Regions from separate parts of the Homo sapiens genome. Here region 2 is linked to region 1. Evidence: read pairs that join two places in POLR2A ChIA-PET (ENCODE). Cell type or tissue: Panc1. All regions are shown on one strand. Links, peaks and the distances in the headings refer to the core of each region. The heading gives the core; the rest is flanking DNA.

Region 1 (5,386 bases), core at 256-5,255:
AACTGTCAAAAATTTTCACGTGACACCCAGGCTAAAACCCCAGATCCCAAGCTGGTCACAGGCACTGTCCTTCTCTCAAGCATTCTTTTTAATTGTCCATTGTTTGGAGGAACAATTTACCATTGGACTAATTGGGACTGGTGGAATCTCCCCTCCTATCCTAACAGCCCTGTCTGTCTAGTTTAAGCGAGGGGTGAATTTCTTGCATTATTCTAGGGAATTTGAAGAATCTCCAGGAGGGCCAGAGAGTAGACTTGGATGCCACCCAGCCAGCAATAGAGAAGTTGGGACCACCCAGCCAGGGACAAGGCCACACCTCAGCCATCACCACCCACAAGCAACGCAGCATGTATGAGCTGGGACAGGACACCAGAAACTACCTCATGATTGCTCCGGAAGAAGCAGCTGCAGGTGCTCAGCCATCTTTATTTCCTGCCACCCCCAAACTATGAAGACAGCAAAGCAGCCTGTGGAGAGGCTGCTCACAGAGGCAACCCCACCCTTACTTGGTGATGGCACGTGGAACTCCACCTCCCAGGTGGAAAATGGAAAAATTGTTTCCTTCTCTGATCTACTGCCTGAGCTGTCATCAGGATTTTGAGGACTGACTTAATGAATAAAATATAAAGGCTTAGCGTGAGCCTGGGATATGCATGGTGGAAGAGAATAAATAGCCTTTTGTATATCAAAGATACTTTCTGGGTAACCCAATCTGAGAAATAGCTACTTCAGCCACATCTGCTGTTAGGGAAGGCTGAGAAAATAGTGACTATAAAATGAAATGAGGCTTGTAGGTGAACCACATGAAATCCTGTGAACCGGGGAGAAGTCACCAGCTATTACAATGGAGTCTAGCTAAGAAGGGGCACGTGGGGGTGGGGAGATCGTGACCAATCAACAGTGCAGCTTGAAAATGTGGGTTTTCTCTTGGGAAGCTTCATTCCCTGGGAAGGAAGAAGCTATAACGAAACAGGAGCAATGAAGCTTTGCCTGGAGAGGATGCTGCTCACATTTGCATGTTAAATGAACTGAGGCCTCTCCTGGCTCCCCTTGGAGGGCTCTCAGAGGCAGCTCTAGCCTCAGAGGGTCTCTTGCCCACATCTTACTCTGGTTCAGAGCCCACATCCCCAAAGAGAGCCTTGTACACAGCAGGTATTCAATCAATATTTGTATTAAATTGCATTTTAAAAGCTGATTACTTGAGTGACCCCTTCCCCTACCCACCCCCAAAGACTGTCCTCCAGTATCTCTTTGTGCATATCCTGAATTCAAGCTGCAGTGAGAGGCTTTAGCAAGAGAGAGAAAACCCACTCTAAAAGCTTCATTTGCGACAATTTCCATTTTATTTCTCACCACCACCAGCCTTTGGACGAACAGGTCCTAAAGAGCTATGGAAACAGCATCGTGGAAACAGCACGGTGAGTTTCAGACTTGTGTGGCTTGGCAGGGCAGCCTTGTTTTTAGTTGTGGTGGCTTGCCAAAAAGGCTGGCTCTCCCTCAGCTAGCTCCCCTGGGCACTGTTACCTCCAGTAGAGCCTCTTTACTCTGAGGGGTGGCCCCTGCAAGGAGGTCCCTGCTTGGCAGCTTTGTCTTGCTCATATACTGGGTATATCCCCTGGAGGGAGGCATGAGGCTCTCGGGTGGCCTTCATTCTTACACCCCTGCGTACACCTGTGTCCAGGTACCACCACCTACACACTGCCCAGGCCTCTAAGTCCACACGCTCGGATTCTGGTTGCTTTTATTTATTTCTTTATTTATTGACAGAGTCTCATGCTGTCATCCAGGCTGGAGTGCAGTGGTGTGATCATAGTTCACTGCAGCCTCAACCTCCTGGGCTCAAGCAATCCTCCCACCTCAGGTTCTTGAGTAGCTGAGCCCAATACCATGCCTAGCTAATTCTAGTAGCTTCTGATAAATTCTCTCTGTTTACTCAAGATACAGTTATTGAATGACTGGTCTGGGCCAAGCATTATTCTCGGCGCTGGGGATGCAGCAGGTATGAAATAGATAAAACCCTCTGCCTTTATGGGAGTGGTGGGGATGGGGCAGACAAACATCTAACATAATAAGTAAGTCAATTTTTTTTTTTTTTGTGAGATGGAGTCTTGCTCTGTCACCCAGGCTGGAGTACAGTGTCACGATCTTGGCTCACTGCAACCTCCGCCTCCTGGGTTCAAGCAATTCTCCTGACTTCTGAGTAGCAGGGACTACAGGCATGTGCCACCATGCGCAGCTAATTTTTGTATTTTTAGTTGAAACGGGGTTTCACTATGTTAGCCAGGCTGGTCTCAAACTCCTGACCTCAGGCAATCCGCCCACCTCGGCCTCCCAAAGTGCTGGGATTACCGGTGTGAGCCACCATGCCTGGCCCGTAAGTCAATATTATGATAGGAGGTGATACTCTTTTTTTTTTTTTTTTTTTTTTTTTTTTTTTTTTGAGACAGGGTGCTGCTCTTTCAGCCAGGCTGGAGTGCAGTGATGCAATCACAGCTCACTGGAGCTTTGGCCTCCTGGGCTCAAGCAATTCTCCCACCTCAGCCTCCCAAGCAGCTGGGACTACAGGTGCACACCAGCATGCTGGGCTAATTTTTGGATTTTTTGTAGAGATGGGCTTTTGCCATGTTGCCCATGGGGCCTCGAACTCTTGGGCTCAAGTGATCCTTCCACCTTGGCTTCACAGAGTGCTGGGATTACAGGTGTGAGCCCCTGTGCTTGGCCAGGTGATATGTGTTTTAGATAAAAACAGCAGGATAAGGAGTGCAGGGGGAGGAATTAGTATGTAAAAGAGGTCATTTTGGTAAGTCTTGGGTAACCTTTTGCTAAGTGCTGGGTAAGCCTTCAATCTAAGGCAAGCTCACAGCAGTTTTGGAAGGAGAGCTGTGGGCATGAGGAAAAGAAAGGAACCAAGGGCGGCTGCCCAGTAACCGGCAGGACCCAGATATCTTTGCTGAGATGGAGAACTGAGGGAAAGGCTAGATTGGGGCAGGGGCTGTTGGGGGAGCACAAATAACTTATTTTGGATGTTATTTATGCAAACTTTAAAAACAAACATTATGAGTGGGGAGGAGAGGCCAGGCGTGGTGGCTTATGCCTGTAATCTCAGTACTTTGGGAGGCTGATGTGGGAGGATCACTGGAGGGCAGGAGTTCAAGACCAGCCTGGGCAACATAGTGACATCCATCTCTAATTAAAAAAAAATTAATTTCAAAAAAGTGAGGAGGAGAGTGAATAAAGGGAATACAACTGAGATGGGCAATGGAAGGAAGTTCTGCCCAGACACCAAGGAGGAAGGAGGGTGGAGGGTGCAGGAACAGAATGATGCCTCTGGAGCACTCTGTCCCCCTCCTTCTGCCCCCAGATGGTAATCAGGCTCGAGTGGTCCAGAGCTTCTGTGGTTCAGCTTGTGGACACACCCTGGTGGGGATTGTGCTCTGATGGGGGTGAGGACTCCTCCCCAGGAAAGCCCAGGGCTTCTGTTCACATCTCTGTCTACCCCCCAGGGGAAATGCAAGGGCATCTAACATTTATCTCTGGTTTGTCTGTTTCACAGGGGGCCTGGATCATACTCAAGGTCACTAGATACTTGTTACATGAGTGAATGAAGTCATTCAGTACTCATTGGCTCCACTGGGCTCTGACTTGCTGGGCATGACAAGCCCACCAGGGAGCCCTGGATATCCCTCCTCTTTCCAAGCAGCTGGGGAAGCTGGTTGCCCTGGAAACCTGTTTTAGGTGGCAGCATCTTCCTCCAGGAGGTCGAGGTGTCTCCTGGACCTTAGAGACTCCAGGACACAGGACAGAGCTCTGAACTGTGGAGCCGGGAAACCTGGTTCCAGTCTCAGCCCAGATTTACCAGCCGTAGACTTGGCCAAGTCACTCACAAAACCCAAAGGGTGAGGCAGAGCTGGCCCTGCCTGCATGGCAGGGAGATTTTGAGAAGCATGAAGAGAGTCAGGAAGTGCCTGGGGATCGAATCCACCCAGCAGTGCAAGGCATTGCTCTCCCAATTCTCCATTGGGAAAAAAAAATCCAGACAAAGACAGTACAGAGAATATGGTAGCCAATACTGCAGCAGTCACCACCCGGAAAAACAGACACTAATATAATAACTTGTGATTTTTGCTTCATATCTCTGTGGCATAAAACCATGACACATAAAGTTTATGTCCCCCTTTAACCATTCCTCAATGCTATTCCCCTCCTCTCTCCCCCTCCTCAACGGCAACCACTGATATGTTCGCTCTATTCTGTGCTTTTCATATTTTAAATATATTGTTTATGGGAATGATCATATATAAGAAATATATTATACTGTTTGTTTTAAAAGTTTGCATAAATAATATCAAAGTAAATTATTTAAGTGTCCCCAGCAGTCCCTGTCCCCGTCCACCTTTCCCTCAGTTCTCTTCCATCACAGTAAAGAAAACTGCCCAAACCTGGTCACCGCCCCTGGACTTTCGAAGTGGCTTCCTACTTGGGGTCCTGCTTCCAACATTGGCCCTGTGAGTGACAAGGATCTCATTCCTTTTGTGCTCAAAGCTCTGGCCTCTCTCTCCCTCCTTGGCCTTGCCCAGCCCAGCCCCACCCCTGTCCTCAGAACCTCACACCTGTCGTTCCCCACCTGGGGTGCCCTTCCCGCTGGCTGGCCCCTCACCTCTCTCAGATTTCTGCTCTAATGACAGTAACTGGAGAGGCCTTGCCTGAAGTCCCCTCCTCTTTCTCCTTACCTTGCTTTTTGGTTATGCATCCTCCTCCTAATTGCTTTATTTATTTATGTGTTTAATCACCATCCTCTTACTTTTCTAAGGCTCGTCCTGATTTTTTTCACATCCTGGTATCTGAGCCGGCAGTGATTCTATACCTGGCAGCAGCCTGTGCGGCAGAGCTGTGTGTAAAGGGGTCCATGCAGAGCCCTGGGAGAAAGAAAAATGAAGGGGAAAAGGTTGACCTGAGCTTTTTCACCTGGGGCTGGAAAGTGGACCAGAGCCTATCATTCCAACCTGCAGGTGCCTAAGGCCCAACAGAAAGTTCACCAGGAAAGACCAAGAGAATTGGGGTGACCCTCCCACAGTATCAGAGGGAAGGGGAGTGGGGAGGAGTACAGCAGTGCAGACCAGCCCCACAGGTGCTTAGCCAGGCCTTTGGTTCTGCCAGGGAAAGGAGGGTGCCTTCCACAGCATGAAAACTACACCACGTCCCAATGTGTCCGGGACCTGCCGCCAGCCGCCTGCACAGTAGTCAGGTGGATGCCACCGGGATACAGCCCACACTGACTCCTGACCCCAGGGGGTACAGCCCACGCTGACTCCTGACCCCAGGGGGTACAGCCCACGCTGACTCCTGACCCCAGGGGGTACAGCCCACATTGACTCCTGACCCCGGG
Region 2 (5,386 bases), core at 189-5,188, 130 kb before region 1:
AACACACTACACACAAACACACACAGACATGCGCGCGCACACACACACACCCCTTTCCACCCGTTGAGGGGTTGGGATATGAGAGAAAACATGAACTTTTCATCTGCACTTCATTATAACATGCTGTACAATTAATTGTTCTGTAGGATTTTTTGATGCATGTCACTGAAATTGCTCTAATTTTCACTTGACAACAATAGTTTAATGCTATAAAAATATCCATATATGCATGTGATGGTTTGCAGCTTCTGAAATATGGTCATCTGTTCCAGGTTAAAAGAATTCGAGGCAGCATTCTTCCTGAAGGCCTTTTGTTATTAGTTTGCTTCTCAAAGTCATCTTCCGAATCCTGCTGTGCTAAGCATCACCCCAGCTCAGCCCAGTTATGAATTTCATTGCTGAGCTCTGAGCCCAGGTTGTCTGGCAGCATTTCTGATTGTAATCAGTTTTGTGCAGTGAGATCACCTTGCTGACCACGAGCGGTGGCTCCCAGCACTGCAAAGATATGTGTGGGGCCGGCCTGCTTTTGTGACTGCAGCATTCACCCTTCAGGGGACAGACAGCGGCTCTTGCTGTCTCAATGCCACTGGAAGAACTCCAAAGGGTGCCTGGAGGACCAGCTTGGACTTTCAGTTCTGTTGCTTACGAGTGTGTGACCTTGGACATGTTGTGCGTCTCTCTGCCTCTCGGTTCTGTGACCTGGGCATAGTTAACACCTGCTTTTGAGGTCTTGTGAGGAATAAATGAGACATTTTATTGAAACAGCTACATTGATTTTACAATTCTCAATTCTGACCCATGAATGAAATAGATTTCATTTCATTATGACTGACATTAAAAAAATTAGAATAGATATTGGGTATAAAGTTTCTTTATGGGGTGAGGTAAATGTTCTAAATTAGATTGTGATAATAATTGTACAACTCTGGAAACGTACGAAAATCTACTGAGCTGTGTACACTTTAAGTGGGTGAATTTTGTGGTATATAAATCACATATACATATTTTTGAGACAGAGTCTCGCTCTGTCACCACTCTGTAGTGCAGTGGCACAATCTCTGCGTACTGCAACCTCTGCCTCCTGGGTTCAAGCAATTCTGCCTCAGCCTCCCAAGTAGCTGGGATTACAGGCATGTGCCACCATGCCTGGCTAATTTTTTGTATTTTTAGTAGAGACGGGGTTTCACCATGTAGGCCAGGATGATCTCGATCTCTTGACCTTGTGATCCGCCCACCTTGGCCTCCCAAAGTGCTAGGATTACAGGCATGAGCCACTGCGCCTGGCCTATAAATCATATCTTAATAAAGTTGGTTATACAATAAAATGCCCTTAAAAATCCATCAACCTCTACACTTGGGATTCATGAACTTTAGTATATATGTTAGACTTCAATTAAAAAATTTGGCTGGGCGTGGTGGCTCACACCTGTAATCCCAGCACTTTGGGAAGCCGAGGGGGCAGATCCCTTGAGGTCAGGAGTTGGGAGAGTAGCCTGGCCAACATGGTGAAACCCTGTCTCTGCTAAAAACACAAAAAATTAGCCAGGCGTGGTGGTACGTGCCTGTAATCCCAGCTACTTGAGAGGCTGACTGGGAGAATTGCTTGAACCCAGGAGGCAGAGATTGCAGTGAGCTGAGATTGTGCCACTGTACTCCAGTCTATGTGACAGAGTGAGACTTCATCTCAATTAAAAAAAATAGATATAGGCTGGATGTAGTGGTGCACACCTGCAACACCAGCACTTTGGGAGGCTGAGGTGGGAAGATCTCTTGAGGCCAGGAGTTTGAGACCAGCCTGGATAACATAGCGAGACTCTGTAGCTACAAAAAAAAAAAAAGATAAAAAATAAAAAAATTAATTGAGTGTAGTGGTGCATAGTGCACACATGTAGTCCTACCTATTTGGGAGGCTGAGACAGGAGGATCGCTTGAGCCCGGGAGTTTGAGTTTGCAGTGAGCTATGATCACACCATTGCACACTAGTCTGGGAGATGGAGCAAAAACCTGTCTCTAAAAAATGAAAAAAAAAAAAAAAAGACATAAGAAATAGAATAGAAAATAGCAGAGTGCCTCACATGTAGTAATAGTTAATATCATTTTCATGAACTATATGTGTAAATGTGTGTGTATGCATGTGTGTGTGTGTATGTGTGTACGGGGCTGCAATAGAAATGTGTTTCTAACAGAGGGCTGTTGCTGTAAACATCCACTGGCCTAGCGTCTATCCAGTCAGAGCAGACATTTAACAATGATTACTTATACCCCTTCTCCCCTTCCTTTCCAGAAATGCAAATAAAGAGGAAGAGCACACCCATGTTCAGTAATTGACTTTGACTTCAGAGTGTTGGCCTGTTTTCTGACATAAGAGAGCAGAAACTCTGACTAGCTGGAGGAGCCCCGTTACCACCCCCCTTCCGTGTGTGTATGTACACACACATGCATGCACACAATTAAATCAGGCTCTCTTTTTCTAGTTAAATAAACCCCACACTTGCCAAAGGAACAAATAGTTGGCCTATTGCCAAAGAAAATGTGCCTCTGGGCTTCTGGTTTTGGAGGTTTTGCAGTGTTTACTTTCCAGTGATCTCCACTTGACTCCTTACCTCTTTCATTTGGTTGTAAATACCACAATTTAAACTAGCTACCTGCTGCTGTGACCCTGCATGGGAGGTTGTCTTGACAGATGTGGCAGGCTTCCCTGGCCCCTTCCTCCTCTAGGTGAGTGTGGGGTGGAGGAGGGTGGGCATGAGCAGGAACATGGCTGTCGTGGGGGTGAGTGTGGGGCAGGGACGGCAGCCACTGCCACAAGCAGGACATGGACTTTGTGCTCAATCAAGGTAAATAGATGAAGTCATCCAGTGCCTGGTGACCTTTTGAAGATGACGCAGTATAAATAGCCTTGGGAAGACTATTTCATCAGGGTTGAAACACTTGTGTTTCTGTTGCTTTCTGATGATTATTTTCCTTTGGTTGTTTGCCCCTGTGACACATTTCAGTAACTACCAGATGGGCCTTGGGTGGATGTATCCAATGGGAAAACCAATTTGGAAATGACAGGGCTGGCAGCTGCCTCCTCACTGAAATCTGGGAAATCAGAGAATCGAATCAATTGAAGAACTCTTAGACTTTACTTTGGTTTTGTAAGTTCTGGGTTCAAATTCCCTTTCATATTGTAGATAGAGTTAGACAACTACTAATTTGTGGCCATATTACAACTGATTAGGGTAGAGGGTTAGTCTCTGATTGTAACCAGCTACCTTGGAAAGGCCACGCCAACTCTTTTAGGTCACTTAGCTTTCATCAGTGCCCGAAGGGGAAGTTTCTACCAAGCAGATGGCATATGGTATGTAGCAGATGGTAGATGGTATATGGTAGATAGTGGATGGTAGATATTAGATGGTTGATAGTATATGGTAGATGGTGGATGACAGAGAGTAGATGGTATATGCTGGATGGTACATGGTATATGGTAGATGGTGGATGGTGAATGGCATATGACAGATGGTAGATGAAGAATGGTGGATAGTACATGATAGATGGTTGATGATAGACAATTGATGGTAGATGGTAGATGGTGGGTGGTATGTGATGGATGGTGGATGGCAGATGGCAGTGGTATGTGGTAGATGGCAGATGGTGCATCGTAAATGGTGCATGATGGTGGATGGTGGATGGTAGATGGTAGATGGTAGATGATGGATGATACATGGTATGTGGTAAATGGTATATGGAATATGGTAGATGGTGCATGGTAAATGGTGGAGGATGGTGGATGGTAGATGGCAGATGGTAGATGGTGGATGATAGGTGGTATATGATGAATGGCATATGGAATATGGTAGATGGTGGATGGTAGATAGTACATGGTGAATGGTAGATGGTGGATGGTGGATGGTAGATGGTAGATGATATATGATGAATGGTATATGGAATATGGTGGATAATAGTGGATGGTAGATGACAGATGGCATATGGTGGGTGGTGTATGATGGATGGTGGATGGTAGATGGGAGATGATATATGGTATATGATGAATGGTAGATAATGGATGGCAGATGGTATATGGCATATGGCAGGTGGTATATGTGGTATATGATGAATGGCATATGGAATACAGTGAATGGTAGATGGTGGATGGTAGACGGCTGATGATTGATAGCATAAGGTATATGATAATAGATAGGGCCCAGATTTTAAAGTCCAGCTGCCCAGTGAGAATGCTTTTTCTGCTTCTCACTTGCACCACAATCTTTGTGCCTTGGTTGCTACAGCTGCAAAATAATAGCACCTCACTTGTGGGATTTGTTTTGTTAAGGCAAAATTTTTATAACACAAAATTTTCTATTTTCACACTAAGTGCACCGTTCGGTAGGATTAAGTACATTCACATTATTGTAAACCATCATCATCATCCATCCACAGAACTCTTCGTCTTCCAAAACTGAAACTCTGTACCCATTAAATGGTAACACCTCATTTCCCACTCTCCCCAGTCCCTGACAACCACCATTCTACTTTGAATCTCTATGAATTTGACTACTCTAGGTACCTCATGTAAGTGGAATCTTACAGTATTTATTATTTTGTGACTAGCTTATTTCACTTAACATAACGTTTTTAACACTCACCCAGGTTGTAGCATGTATCAGAATGTCCTTTTTAAAGGCTGAATAATATTCCATTGTATGGACATAACAATTTTATTTATCCATTTATCTGCTGATGGACATGTGGTTGTTTCCCCTTTTGGTTGTTGTGAATAATGCTGCTATAAACATGAGTGTACAAATACGTGTTCAAGTCCCTGTTTTCAATTCCTTTGGATGTCTACTCAGGATATCCAAACTTGATGGAGTAATTCTATGTTTAATTTTTTAAAGAACTAACATACTGTTTTCTACAGTGACTGCACTATTTTATATTTTCACTAACAACACACAAGGTTTCCAGTTTTCTCCACACCTTTGTCGACACTTGTTATTGTCTGGGGCTTTAAAAAATTTATTTATAATAGCCTCTGTGATTTTGGTTTTGAAGGCTAGATGACAGAATGTACAGAAAACACTTAGCCTGTAGTCCCAGCTACTCGTGAGGCTGAGGTGGGAGGATCGCTTGAGCCTGGGAGGCAGAGGTTGCAATGAGCTCAGATGGAGCCACTGCACTCCAGCCTGCATAACAGAGTAAGACCCTGTCTCAAAAAAGTTAAAAAAAAGAAAGAAAGTAGAAAAAAAAAAGTAGAAAGAAAGAGAGAGAGAGAAGGAAGGAAGAAAGGATGAAGGAAGGAACTAATGAAGGAAGGAGAAAGAAAGAAAACACTTAACAAACTTAGTGCCTGGCTCAGTAAATGATAGTTGACCTTGCTGTTTCGGGTGCTGCTTCTCTTTCT

The links. ChIA-PET counts read pairs that join two places held together with the same protein. Peaks named below come from ENCODE experiments on the same cell type or tissue, not always from the same donor. Only the 100,000 strongest peaks of a DNase experiment are listed, where the experiment ranks them.
Region 2: POLR2A ChIA-PET joins it to region 1 with 7 read pairs; 2 of 35 experiments call an interaction of 5 or more read pairs at or near these places.

The regions. Positions count from the first base shown.
Region 1 is chr1:229,088,119-229,093,504 of GRCh38, reverse strand. LINC02815 (long intergenic non-protein coding RNA 2815) reads left to right here. Exons shown (of 5, transcript NR_186727.1): 3 at 217-1,418; 4 at 1,768-1,999; 5 at 3,554-5,386. Among named protein-coding and RNA genes, the nearest start is that of LINC02815, 64 kb to the left of the region's middle. RefSeq lists enhancers at 148-1,079, 1,080-2,012, 4,731-5,386. In Panc1, for the core only: no CTCF peak of the experiment used is centred there; no DNase peak of the experiment used is centred there.
Region 2 is chr1:229,218,837-229,224,222 of GRCh38, reverse strand. No RefSeq gene overlaps it. Among named protein-coding and RNA genes, the nearest start is that of TMEM78, 28 kb to the left of the region's middle. RefSeq lists enhancers at 2,282-2,781, 2,782-3,283. In Panc1, for the core only: no CTCF peak of the experiment used is centred there; DNase peaks (open chromatin) are centred at 2,602 and 2,872.